Linked DNA regions of Homo sapiens: regions 1 and 3 are each linked to region 2. A link is a contact called in ENCODE Hi-C or POLR2A ChIA-PET data. All regions are on one chromosome and are shown on one strand. The core of a region is the stretch at or near the end of the contact, and the rest is flanking DNA. Distances in the headings are between cores, read along the strand shown.

Region 1 (4,579 bases), core at 1,349-3,848, 170 kb after region 2:
GCATTAACTGAGTGCTTCCTAGGCCAGGCCAGCACTCTTCTGTGGGCTTTATGTGTATTATCTTATTCCTCACAAGGCCCAAGGAGAGAGTTATTCTGACGCTCATTTCAGGGCAACAATATCTAAGGCAGACAGAAGTTAAATACTTTGCACCGAGTCATACATCTAGGAAGTAGGAGAGCAGGAATTTGAACTCCTGAATTTGTGTGCTTAACCACTAATCAGTAGTTCCTTTGGATGGTAAAACTCTTCCTCTAGGCCTCTGGGAGATTGGTATGGGTCTCCACAGTGTGCTGGAAGCCACGGATATGAGTTAACCTATCAAGTTGCTTCTTTCTCTGCCAAACCTCAGGATCTTCCCAGTCCCTCCTTCTCATATCTCATTGCCTCTGTCCCACGCTTTCCTTTCCAGTGTTCCATTTCTTTAAGAGCTGGCTTGGGCTTGTTGGCAAAGGGCCAATCTGAGAACCTATTTCATAACCACATATAGTGAGAGCAAGTGAGTTAATATGTTCCAGATACTTACATATTTTTGGAATAGAATCTAACCAATATAATCAAAACTTATTATCATTCACAGGCAACAATCATTCTTTTATTCATTCAATAAACATTGAGTGTCTGTGATGGCCTGGGCACTGTGATAGGTCAACATTAGCATTTGTGACAGGAGAATTTTGGAAATGCAGTGCCCCATTCATTGGAGTGACTTTATGGTGGAAGCCACGGGCACATTGGCAAGCCGGCTTTTTGGCCCCTCTCAAGTCCGTTAACTCAATGGCCATTAACTCTGCTTATTTCAGTGGCTGGTCTCGCTGGCACCACTGCTAAAAAAAGTGACAGAATTTAATTCCATTATAAAAAAAAAAAGAAGACTTCATCTGGGGTTAGATGAATTTTTTCAGATATAGAGGATGCCATTTTTCTGACTGGGAATGTAAAATGTATGTAATAGAACTTAAGTGACCTGTAATTCAGCTTCACAAGAGAAGTTTACATTGGTTTCCGTGATGGGACTGGGACAATGTCTTTGTAGTTGTTAGTATTTTGGTCAGTATTTTTAAATAACTGGGTTTTTCTTTTCTCTGTTTCTTGCCGGTTAGCAAACCTATTTCTTTGGCCAGGCCTTGCCACTGCTGCACTGTTTCATTTTTTCTAACAGAACCTTGTCCTTATAGGTCAGGCAGGGTGACCATCATCTGCAAGCACTTTGTCCTCTCTGACTTCAAAACAACCAATTTATGATGACACGGACAAGTCAGGAGACTCAGAGCTAAAACGAACAGGATTTTGTAGATCTAATGAAGACTCTGTCAGGCCTCATTTTGATCTGGTTAATGAGGATCTGATTGAATTTGCCATCGTGAGGTCTTCTGGGCCAGTAAACGATTTCCCTTATTTTTCTGCACAGAAACAAGGATGAGGGCGAGTTGTCAGTGTAAGCATTTGTATGTCATAAGTTGTCAGACATCATGCATTTGGTGGATGATTTGCTAGGTCATCTCAGAGAGATCATTTAATCTTCTTGTGTTTTAGTTGTTTACATCTGTGAAAGCATAATTACACATATGGGGCTTCCAAGGAAAGTTTTATTAGTGAAAATATGTAAGGTGTATTAATTTGAGGGGCTTTTGCAAAAGAGCTTTGCATCACTTTTTGCTAGACAAAGTGTCATCTTGAGGCGGTATAGAAATTCGATGGCAAGATAGTCTGAGAAAAAGTGCTTGCCAAGGAAATATCAGATCTGAAGGAAGGGAGGGGTCATTCCTGGTATTCCATGCATTTGGAGGTGACTTCTGACAGGGCTTGTTGGTACAGTATTTTCTCTGAGAGAAAAACTGAAATCATAAGAACACCATTTGGGAGCCCAAATTCAATGTATCCACAATTAAAAAAGACAAATTCTTATATGCTCAGCTTCAGATTATGAATTACCAATAACATCTTGATGGTTTTGTTCTTTTGCTTTGAGGGGACTTTGGTGCTGAAAACACTCAAAACTCTGCTTTTCACAGGCAGCACGTAAACAACAGCAAACCTGGAAGATGTTAGTCCTTCAAGATGTGCAGGTTAGCACACTCTGGTTTCATTGTACTCTCTTATGATCCAGTAGCCTCAGATCCCCCAGACCAGGTATACTTTTATAAATACATACAGAACCAATCAATATTTATTTTTGGGTCACTAAAACTATTCTAGCAAATTCCTTAATAAGGTCTCTAGATGAAAATACATCTGAAACCAAAGAATAGTTTTGCTTTCACAACTTCCAGTTCCGATATTTTAAAACACTGATTTAAACCTTTTCATATGTAACAAGTGAGACTCGGGGGGGAACCCTGTATTTCACCTTGCTGCTTACCCACTCTCTTTCTCCTCCTTCCTCCACCCCCTTGAAACTGCAAGCATGAATTCTGTTGCTTTCATCTGTGTGAATTTCCCGTTGGCAGTGCCCCAACTCTCGGAATCATTCTGTTTCCCCCAAGGGAATCAGCAGATGTTCCTTGTGTGATTGATGTACCGTGTGCTGTTCGGCTTTGCCTGGGCTTGTCCACGTGTCCTCCAAAAATGTAAACAGAGGCGCTGCAACTGTGCCTCAAAGTGGCAGGCAGGGCGGCAAGTCGGTAACAAAACCAAACAAATGCAGGAAATGTTGCTCCTTCCTGCAGTATGTGCAGGAGGGTGGCTCTCTCATGATACAGTTCTAGCTGTAGTATCTGAACAAGGTGGGTTCTATGGTGTAAAAAGTCACTTGTTAAGTGCTGTGACAATTTGTCAATCTGTGTTACTTCACACTGAAAAAATTCCCAGCAATGTCATTTCTGCCAGTATCACGGGAAATAGTTATGTAGTTAAAGTTTTAAAAGCTAAGTTCACTGCATATTGTTTATAATAGTTCAAAAGTGGGATGGAATTAAATGTGTAACAAGAATTTGGTTAAAAAAATCATGATATGTGTCTGTTTATATCTCTTCCAGATATATCTATTTTTACCATTTAAAATGAGGGTGTAAAACAGTGGCCTTAAAAATTTTTGATTGTGGGCACCCTTGGGGAGCTCAATAAAAGCTGTGAACCATCTCCCTAGAAAAATCTCCATATGCTCAACATTTTCATGTAATATAAAGAGATTTAAACAGGAACCTGTCTATCACTCAAAGGTTAAGAACTCCTAGTATTAAGAATTTAGTAGAAATAATATTTAATAATTTAGATATATGGAGTAGTGGAACAAGCAAGTTATAAAAGTATGATTCAGCCAGGTGCAATGGTTCATACCTGTAATCCCAGCACTTTGGTTGGCCAAGGCGAGAGGATCACTTGAGCCCAGGAGTTTGATAACAGCCTGGGCAGACTCTGTCTCTACTAAAAAAAAAGAACTAGGTGTGGTGGCAGCATGCACCTGTAGTCCCACATACTCTGGAGGCTGAAGTGGGAGGATTGCTTGAGCCCAGAAGTTCAAGGCTGCAGGAAGCCACTGCACTCCAGTCTGAGAAACAGAGCCAGCCCCGTGCCTCAAAAAAAATAAATAAATAAAAATAAAAAAAAGACTATGATCACATTTTTGTAAAAATAACCCCACCATATATAGTTAAAAAAAAGGGGTGGGGGCTTTGAAAAGCTGAACATTTAGATGCTAATGATGGCTTCTCTGGGGATGATAAGTTTTCTCTGCAAGTCTTCTTTTCTCTTTCCCTTCCTCCCTCCCTCCTTTCTTCTTCTCTTTCTTCATTCATGTCTCCCTCTCTCCCTTCTTCTCCTTGTTTTCCCTTATTTGTATCTTCTAACTTTTCTACAATTAAACAAAAACTACCTTTATGAAAAGAAATATGTCATGTAAGTTTGTTTTAATTAAACAAAAATGCTGTAATCAGCTTTGGCAAGTATGTTAGAACATCTGGGGACATTTCCAGCACCCCTCTTCATTCACCGCATGGTGAAACACTAGGAAGAAGTCACATTAGAATGAAGGGACACTATTTCTGAGTGAGACATGGTTAGGGCCATATAAAAAGAAAGCAGTTAGATAGATATATTTTCAACATAAAATACAGATAAAACATATTTAAAAGAGTCAAAATGAATCAAAATAAATACGTGCCCAAACCATATGTGGTGACCAAAAAGGGCCAGCTACATGTAAACTTTAGCTTGACATCAAGAACATTTCTATTCTTGGAACGTCCTTTGGTGATACCTATGGCAAGTCAACATCTTAAGGGGTTATGAATCCAATATTCCTATTTCTTTCACCTTAGAAGGGAGAAGTTGTTCCATCTTTGCAGACCTTGTTCTCTCAGTTTGAAGGTGAAGTTTGCATTTCATCTGTTTCTTGGCAACTATCTTTAAGAAAACAAAAGTTAAGTTTTGGACTGCAAGTATATCTGCTTGGCATTCATGCTCTCTTTCTTGAGTAACAGGCCCCCCTTATCTTCTTCGGGTCACTCCCTTCTCCCTTTTTCAATTCTGTGGGTTTAGTGTGGCTGGCATCACCCTCCAGCTCCAGGTTGAGCACACGACTCAAGCTTGGTCAGTTTGAGTTCTCCCTCTCTCTCTTCCTCTCTATCTCTCTGCCACA
Region 2 (3,983 bases), core at 976-3,475:
GATCAGAAATGAACTCTAATACTCTTCACGTCTTCAGAAATGACACCTTTTATTCCTCCAGTAATTGAGGTGTCAAAGGGCAATTTGAGGCTACTCGAAAAGATTCAGAGTCTGGTTTTGTTAACTACTAAGCTAATTACTGGTACAAAATGAAAATTACTAGACACCACTGAATTCTTGACAGGTCAAAAAAATATTCTTAAGAAATCCTGGGGTTTAAACTGGTGATATTCAGGCTTTCAATATTTATTTTGTAGCTTTATTTTTTTTATTTCTTTGAGGCAGGATCTTGCTTTGTCACCTAGGCTGGAGTACAGTGATACAATCATAGCTCACTGCACCCTGCACCCATGAACTCCTGGGCTCAAGTGATCCCCCTGCCTCAGCCTTCTGAGTAGCTGGGACTATAGGTGCACACCACTACGGAGAGCTCATTTTTGTATTTTTTGCAGAGATAGAGTCTTGCTATGTTGCTCAGGCTCATTTATAGCTTTCTTTCTTCAGAAATAAAATTCACTCAAATTAGTAAGGGTTTGTTGCTGTTGTATATGTGTGTGTAGGCACATGGGGGAGTAAGTAGGCAGTTGAGAAATCTTTTGCAAAGTCGTCTGTTATATTAGTGACTATATATTGTGAGGCGGGATATGAATCACACTGGTTTTCAAAAAACTTTGAACTTACTATTTCTAGGGCACAGTACTTTCAAAGGAAAGAGCCACATGTTCAGAAACCATAATAACCTTCTCAGAGCACCTGTGCACCAGATATCAGTTGCTCCATCAACTATCCTCTGACAATAGCAGTAAAAACCATTTACCCACACTCAGTGGTCTATTCTAGTTTCTACCATCTAAATGATGGTCGGACTCCATCCGAAATATGAGTTTAGGCCATAGCCAGGTTGACTTGCAGAACACTGTTTTAAAATGGGATCAAGGGAGGGCAATAACAGATCTGCAAAGGAGAGAAAACCTAATCATTCAAAAGCAGTTCTGAGCATGAAGTAAGTAATATGTCCACTCAGAGGTATTGTTAATTTAGGATCAAAGTCTAAAACTGGAGTCCTGCGGACAAGCTGGAGAACAAATTTAGGCATAGGGCTGGTTGAGTGGAGCACCTGGAGCCAGAGAAATGCAGAGCAGCAAGGCCCAGCAGCCCTTCCTGAGGATGATACAGATAGTGAAGAGAGGGTGGAAGGAAGGAAGCAGAATGGGATGGGGGCGTGAACATGAAGTGAACAAGAGAAGTTGCTAAACATTTCCCTCAATACTTGGCCCTGTGGATCACTTGCATCTGAATCCTCTGGGAAGCATGTTTCTGGCCGGGTGCAGTGGCTCACACCTGTAATCCCAGCACTTTGGGAGGCCAAGGTGGGTGGATCACTTGAGGCCAGGAGTTCAAGACTAGCCTGGCTAACATGGCAAAATCCCATCTCTACAAAAAGTACAAAAATTAGCCAGGCATGGTGGCTCCTACCTGTAGACCCAGCTACTCAGGAGGCTGAGGTGGGAGGATCGCTTGAGCCCAGGAGGCAGAGGTTGCAGTGAGCCAAGATCACTTCACTGCACTTGAGCCTGGGTGACACAGTGAGACCCTGTCTCAAAAAAACAAAACAAAAAAAAAACTTCTGGAAAACATGTTTCAAAAACAGATTCTCAGGCCCCACCCCAGACCTCCTGAATTGAATCTTCACAAGTGAAGCCTAGGAATGCAGACTTTAAAAAAAAATGCATTCTAGGCAGCTTTTATTGCATTTTGTATTATTTACTTATTTATTGAGACAGTGTCTTGCTGTCACCCATGCCCATGCCATAGTGAGTGGTGCGATCATGGCCCACTGCACCCTTAAACTCCCAGGCACAAGCGATCCCCCAACCTCAGCCTCTCGAGTAGCTGGGACTACAGGTGCACACAACGACACCCAGTTAATTTTTTATATTTTGTAGAGACAGAATCTTGTTGCCCAGGCTGACCTCGAACTCCTGGGCTCAAGTAATCCTCCCACCTCAACCTCCCAAAGTGCTGAGATTATGGGCATAAACCACTGCACCCGGCTGGGATATAAACTTTATACACGGTCCCCAAGTATCTGAAGCACACTTATATTTGTGTGCTAAGCTCCTTACTGGTATTGTTTTGCTTAATCCTTCAACAGCTCTATAAAGCATGTGCTATTCTTATCCTCTCCCCACAGACAGGAAACTGTGATTCAGAGAAGCTGACTGACAAGGCACAAAGACAAATGTGGCAAAGTCCAAACGCAAACTTAACACATTCTGATTGCAGATTTCTGTGATAGTAATCACTCTAGACCAGAGGTCTTCAGACTTTTTCTACAAAAGGGTCAGTTAATAAACATTTAAGATGTGTGGACTAAATAGCCTTTGTTGCAACTACTCAACTTTGCCACAGAGAACATGTAAACAAACGGACACGACTAGGTGTTCCAATAAAACTTTACAAAAATGGGCAGCAGGTCTGAAGATGCCTGCTGTTGACTAAGCATTGCTTTTCTTTTCTTTTCTTTTTTTTTTTTTTTTTTTTTTTTGAGACGGAGTCTTGCTCTGTCGCCCAGGCTGGAGTGCAGTGGCACGGTCTCGGCTCACTGCAAGCTCCGCCTCCCGGGTTCACCCCATTCTCCTGTCTCAGCCTTCCGAGTAGCTGGGACTACAGGCGCCCGCCACCACGCCCGGCTATTTTTTTGTATTTTTAGTAGAGACGGGGTTTCGCCATGTTAGCCAGGATGGTCTCCATCTCCTGACCTCGTGATCTGCCTGCCTCTGTCTCCCAGAGTGCTAGGATTACAGGCGTGAGCCACCACGCCCCGCCTAAGCATTGCTTTTCAAAGTGTCATGCTCAGAACAGTAGGATCCTAGGAACTTGTTAGAAATGCAGACTCTTACTCATTCCAGACTTGCTGAATCAGAATCTGCATTTAACAAGGTCTCAATGTAATTTTTATGCACATTAAAGTACGCGACTTCTACTCCAGGGCATTTACAAAGGACTTCCCTGAAAGCTGCATTTAATGCCTTTGCTGTCCCTCCTTTTAGGTGCATGAACTCATCTTCTGATAGTAACTGTGTTGATTGCCTTCCACAAAAGTTAAAAAGTAAATAAAGCTGGGTGTGGTGGCTCATGCCTATAAAAATCCCAGCATTTTGGGAGTGCTTGATCTCAGGGTTGAAGACCTGCCTGGAAAACATGGCAAAACCCCATCTCTACAAAAAATACAGAAATTAGCCAGGTGTGGTGGAGGGTGCCTGTAGTTGCAGCTACTCTGGAGGCTGAGGCAGGAGGATTGCTTGAGCCTGGAGGTTGAGGCTACAGTGAGCCATGATTGTGCCACTGCATTCTAGCCTGGGTGAAAAAGTGGGACAATGTCTCAAAATAAATAAATAAACAAACAAACAAATAAATATAAAAATAACTTATTAAATTGATAGTGCTTATTATACATGCTATCTTAAAAACAAAGATATAACATCACAATTTATATTTACCTTCTAAAAAGTACTGAGGTAAGTAGATAAAAAGTGCTTTATGAGTTGTTTCCCTTTTCTATACAAATCTCAAGGCCTTATACCGGAGGCATTGAATCAGAATCTCTGGAGATGAGACCTGGAAGCTGCATTTTAACAAGTTTCTCAGGTGATTCACATTTAGATAATCAATAGGTGCCCACTCTTCAGATCTGGGGATTACTGCATGAAGAACATACAGACATGAATTTTGGAGAGAGGGGTTTAGTCCTCCACTAATTAGATGACCTTGAATAAGTTAATTGACCTCTTTGGACATCACTTTCTTCATTCAAATGGTGGTTCCAAACTTTAGTGTCCATTAGGATCATCTTGACCAATGCAAACATTCAGAGAATCCACCACTGTATAATACCATGAACAAAGGGTTGAGTAAGTAAATGAGGGAGAAAGGACAGCTCTTCCTGACAGCACAGTGTCAACTACTATATAGAGAAGCGG
Region 3 (4,393 bases), core at 1,431-3,930, 130 kb before region 2:
ATCTAAACCCATAGACTGCACAACACTAGGAGTGAAACCTAATGTAAACTATGGACTTTGGATCATGATGTGCCAGTGCAGGTTCATCAGTTTTAACAAATGTACCACTCTGGTGGGAGATGTTGATGATGGGGGAAGCTATGCACGTGTAGGAGAAGGAGGTATATGGAAAATTTCTGTACCTTTCATCCAGTATTGCTATGAACCTAAAACTGCTCTAAAACAGTCTACTTTTATTTTTATTTATTTTTTTTTTAAGTTAGGCACAGTGGCCCATGCCTGTAATCCCAGCATTTTGGTAGACCAAAGCAAGAGGATTGCTTGAGGCCAGGAGTTTGTGACCAAACTGGGCAACATAGCGAGACCCTGTCTCTACTAGACAGATAGATAGATAGATAGATAGATAGATAGATAGATAGATAGATAGACTCTCTTGAGGCCAGGAGTTCAAGACTAGCCTAGACAACGTAGCGAGTCCTCTTCTCTACAAAAAATTTAGAAATTAGCTGGGCATGGTAGTGCATACTTATAGTCCTAGCTACTTGGGAGGCTGAGATGGGAGGATTACGTGAGCCCAAGGATTCAAGACTGCAGTGAGCCATGATTGTGCTATTGCACACTCCAGCCTGGGCAACAGAGTGAGACCCTGTCTCAAACTAAAAAAAAAAAAATTCTTCGGAAAATTTCTGGTGTCATGATACTAGATCTACATGTAGCTTTTAATGATTAAATTACATAAGTAGTACCAAGAATAATTGTTGCCCTTATACTATTTTTAGTATTCAGGAAATCAACATAAAGAAGAAGATTTTTTTTAATTTATAGATTTAAAAAAAATTAGACAGAATTTTAAAACTGTACATTATAGCCCAATCAGTATATTATAATAGTGTATTAGCTCTGGAGTGCTGGCGTGGCACTAATGCTTATCACCATCACCAAGGCCAGCTCAGCAGCAATGACCTCAGAGCCTTGCTTGGTCTGATCTAGAGGAGTCCTCACAATGTGTGGACTGCTAGGACCTTGAACCCAGGCTGCACCTTGGGAGAGGAAGCAAGGGAGGTACTAAGAGCCAGAGTTGATACATATATAGCCTAATGCTTAGGTGGATCTTTTGCATTGCATGTTTGCTGCTTTGATAGTAATTCCAAGGATACACAACTTTAGCCAAGAAAAAAATCATTATTCTCTCCAATTTCTCGGCTTGGATCAGCCTTTGTGGCCTGTCCCAGTTCTACTGATTTAACTAGAAATTTTTATATAATCACATTAAGCCTATGGGGACAGGAGTTGATGTAAAAGAAAGATATCCTCATTTTACCTGGAGGAGGTCATTATTCAGTGGTCAGTAAGTTTTCAAAATAATCAAGAAATAGCTATATATATATATAGAGAGAGAGAGAGAGAGTATACAAATATGGAAATAAATAGAAGAAACTGCTGAAATGTTTGAAAGTAAGGAATGGAATTGGGAATGAGAGGGTAAGAAGTTTATATTAAACGTTTTGTTGTATTTGAGTTTTTAGAATTGTGAACATGTATTGTGTTAATTTTTAAAAAGTAAATGAAGTTTTAAATTAAATGCCTAATATACCTAGTAGGAAGTCAAGGTTTCCTTTTTGTGTTATTCCCAATTTTTATGTTTCTAGATAGGCACCTGACTTCCTCCTGTTTTTTGACAATTTCTGCACAAGAAATTACTAATTCACTATGATCTGAGGGCCATGCAGACTGCCCTAGATAATCTTGAAATTTGCTAAACCATTATAAAAGGTTTTCTTTTAGGTAAATTTCAATCCCTTTACCATTCAAAATGTTGCTAACTGAAAGCATTTTTACAAATATACAGTTAATTGAAATCTGGAAAAGTAATGAGCTTCCTTATTTGCTTATATGCAATTCCCAGTATCACACATGTAATTTAAAGATTACCTACTACCTGCAGATATTCTTCTTACCATGTTAAGGCAGAGACCACCCTCTTCCCATTTCCTATGCTGGAGGTGAGACAGATGGAAGCATTATTATAAATTAAGATCAGTGGTGGGTAGAAATTTGGCAATTCAATTAGGAAAATTACACACCAACGTTACGCTTGTTACCAAAACTTCTTTTTTTGCAAATCACCAACTTCTCCTTCCTCTAATTTTTGGGTAAACAAATTAACGCTGAGTGTTATCGGCTGGCCCGTGGGTTTTCCTGCAATATATTATCAGGACTCTGTCAGTGAAATGCGCGTCGTTGTCCGTACATTAGTTCCTGAGACTTGCAGGAGTTGTTGCAACTTGTTCATTCCAGTGTTCAAATAGTTCAGCCGTTGTGTCAACATGTTAGGGGCCAGTCTCTGATCATGATGGGCCAGGCTCACTCTTTATTATTGCGGGTGGATTCCCTTTCATTTATGTTCAGACTGCAGATCAGCCTCTACCAAAACAAATTGGCAGTGAAAGGTAGAATATTTCTTGTTGAAATTGCCAGGGGAGTCAGTACAGGGTCTGGATAGGATTTCACAGAAGATTGGAAATGGTATCAGGTAAAAAATGTGAGTTAATATTGAGGGCGATTCCACCAGCTTGCTCCTGTCTCTGCTTTAAGAGTAAGGAAATACAGTCACTGATTACAATCATGGCTGTAGTCACTGAGGCTTACAGTATGCCCAGACAGGCGTGGTTTTAAGTGCTCTGTCTTATCTCATTTAGTCCTCATCACATCCGTAGGTGGTATTTCACTTTCATTGGAGTAAATAAAAGAATGCCTTAAAAATGCTTAACACAGTGCCTGACAGTGTATAAAGAAACATTAGCTTATTATCATTGCTAATCATCAATAACGGCTCGATAATGTCTTTTGGAAAAGCTCTGTCTTTTGGAATCCTGCCAGTCCAAGGTAGACTCTTTCCCCTTGGGGGAAGAATGCAAAGGGTGGAATAGAAAACTCTGTTGGAAGTTTACATTCCTATATTTTAGTGGCTAACACGCTCAACAGATGAGGGAAAGACAAAATAAATTTTTCAACACTAATCCTAGTAACTAAAGTATGTCACATGTCCAGATGCTGATTCCATGTGACTTGGCTGGGCCAACACCTACCTTGCCAATCTAATACTGACATTTTTCGCCTAGTAACCAGAGACTCAATCTTACAGCCCCCACTTTCCGAGGAGGGAATGAGATGCTTTGTTCAAACAGAGGTGAGCCTTGTTAGATGTTGCAGAGGAAATTCAGACATCAAATAAATGCCCTTTAATGCTGCTTGTCACTCAGAACTTGTGATGCTAAGAACACACAATGTTAACTTTTTTTAAGGAATTAAGTGGAAGACTCCACCACTGTATTGCTAAAAAGATGTAACCAAAGGCAAGTGTAGCTTTTGGAAATTTAATTGAACTTTAATTAAAATCTTTAACTTTGCTAAAAAAAAAACTGCCATAAAAATAGACATTAAATAGTTAAGCATTTGATTCCTGAGTGGTTACAGTTGTAGTGGACAATGGGCATGATGGAGGCCTGTGATTAAATCAAGGGCTTTGGCCCAAGCAGATAACACTGGGATTAAAACATGGTCCTGACCACACCTACTTTTGTCACTTTAGGGAAGTTATCTCTTTATGTGTGCATTTTCACATCTGTAAGATATGAAACTTCATGGAATTGAGAGACAGGACTAGCTGGATTTCCTGTGCTGACTAAGAATTCCTAAGCCTAGCTGGGGAAGGTGACCCCATCCACCTTTAAAGACGGGGCTTATAACTCAGCTCATACCCGACCAATCAGGTAGTAAAGAGAGCTCACTAAAATATCAATTAGGCTAAAAGCAGGAGGTAAAGAAATAGTCAATCATCTATCGCCTGAGAGCACAGGGGAGGGATAATGATCGGGATATAAACCCAGGCATTCGAGCCAGCAGTGGCAACCCACTTTAGGTCCCCTCCCATTGTATGGGAGCTCTGTTTTCACTCTATTAAATCTTGCAACTGCACACGCTTCTGGTCCATGTTTGTTCCAGCTCCAGCTGAGCTTTTGCTCACTATCCACCACTGTTGACCGCTGCCATCGCAGACCCACTGCTGACTTCCATGCCTCTGGATCTGGCAGGGTGTCTGCTGTGCTTCTGATCCAGGGAGACACCCATTGCCGCTGCCAATCGGGCTAGAGGCTCGCCATTGTTCCTGAGCGGCTAAGTGCCTGGGTTCCTCCTAATCGAGCTGAACACAAGTTGCTGGGTTCCACGGTTCTCTCCCATGACCCACGGCTTCTAATAGAGCAATAACACTCACTGTGTGGCCCAAGGTTCCATTCCTTGGAATCTGTGAGGCCAAGAACCCCAAGTCAGAGAACAAAAGGCTTGCTGCCATCTTGGGAGTGGCCCGCCACCATCTTGGGAGTGGCCTGCC

Evidence for each region. Hi-C counts contacts between places; a loop is a spot of excess contacts on that map. ChIA-PET counts read pairs that join two places held with the same protein, here RNA polymerase II (POLR2A). Pooled maps may share reads with other maps.
Region 1: a loop to region 2 is called in a pooled map, with 4 times the contacts of the local background. The contact joins two enhancer-like sites. A Hi-C loop is called at or near these places in 1 of 168 maps with a recorded cell type or tissue (naive thymus-derived CD4-positive, alpha-beta T cell) and 10 of 50 pooled maps. POLR2A ChIA-PET finds 5 or more read pairs at or near these places in 3 of 52 experiments (CD4-positive, alpha-beta T cell, CD4-positive, alpha-beta memory T cell and activated naive CD4-positive, alpha-beta T cell).
Region 3: a pooled map shows a loop between it and region 2 (2.3-fold over the local background). The contact joins two enhancer-like sites. A Hi-C loop is called at or near these places in 4 of 50 pooled maps. POLR2A ChIA-PET finds 5 or more read pairs at or near these places in 3 of 52 experiments (HEK293T, OCI-LY7 and T-cell).

What each region holds. Positions count from the first base shown.
Region 1 is chr12:92,033,035-92,037,613 of GRCh38, reverse strand. The region is part of intron 1 of LINC01619 (long intergenic non-protein coding RNA 1619); the gene reads left to right. Among named protein-coding and RNA genes, the nearest start is that of LINC01619, 110 kb to the left of the region's middle. RefSeq lists enhancers at 2,314-2,623, 2,347-2,641. Within about 2 kb of position 2,598, at least 27 of the 41 ENCODE cell types and tissues checked have a DNase peak (open chromatin) inside an H3K27ac peak, as active enhancers do; they include CD4-positive, alpha-beta T cell, where a contact is called at or near this core.
Region 2 is chr12:92,207,018-92,211,000 of GRCh38, reverse strand. No RefSeq gene overlaps it. Among named protein-coding and RNA genes, the nearest start is that of BTG1-DT, 63 kb to the right of the region's middle. RefSeq lists an enhancer at 1,868-1,957. Within about 2 kb of position 2,225, at least 12 of the 41 ENCODE cell types and tissues checked have a DNase peak (open chromatin) inside an H3K27ac peak, as active enhancers do; they include CD4-positive, alpha-beta T cell, where a contact is called at or near this core.
Region 3 is chr12:92,339,363-92,343,755 of GRCh38, reverse strand. All of the region lies in intron 2 of LINC02391 (long intergenic non-protein coding RNA 2391), which reads left to right. Among named protein-coding and RNA genes, the nearest start is that of LINC02391, 22 kb to the left of the region's middle. Within about 2 kb of position 2,680, at least 2 of the 41 ENCODE cell types and tissues checked have a DNase peak (open chromatin) inside an H3K27ac peak, as active enhancers do.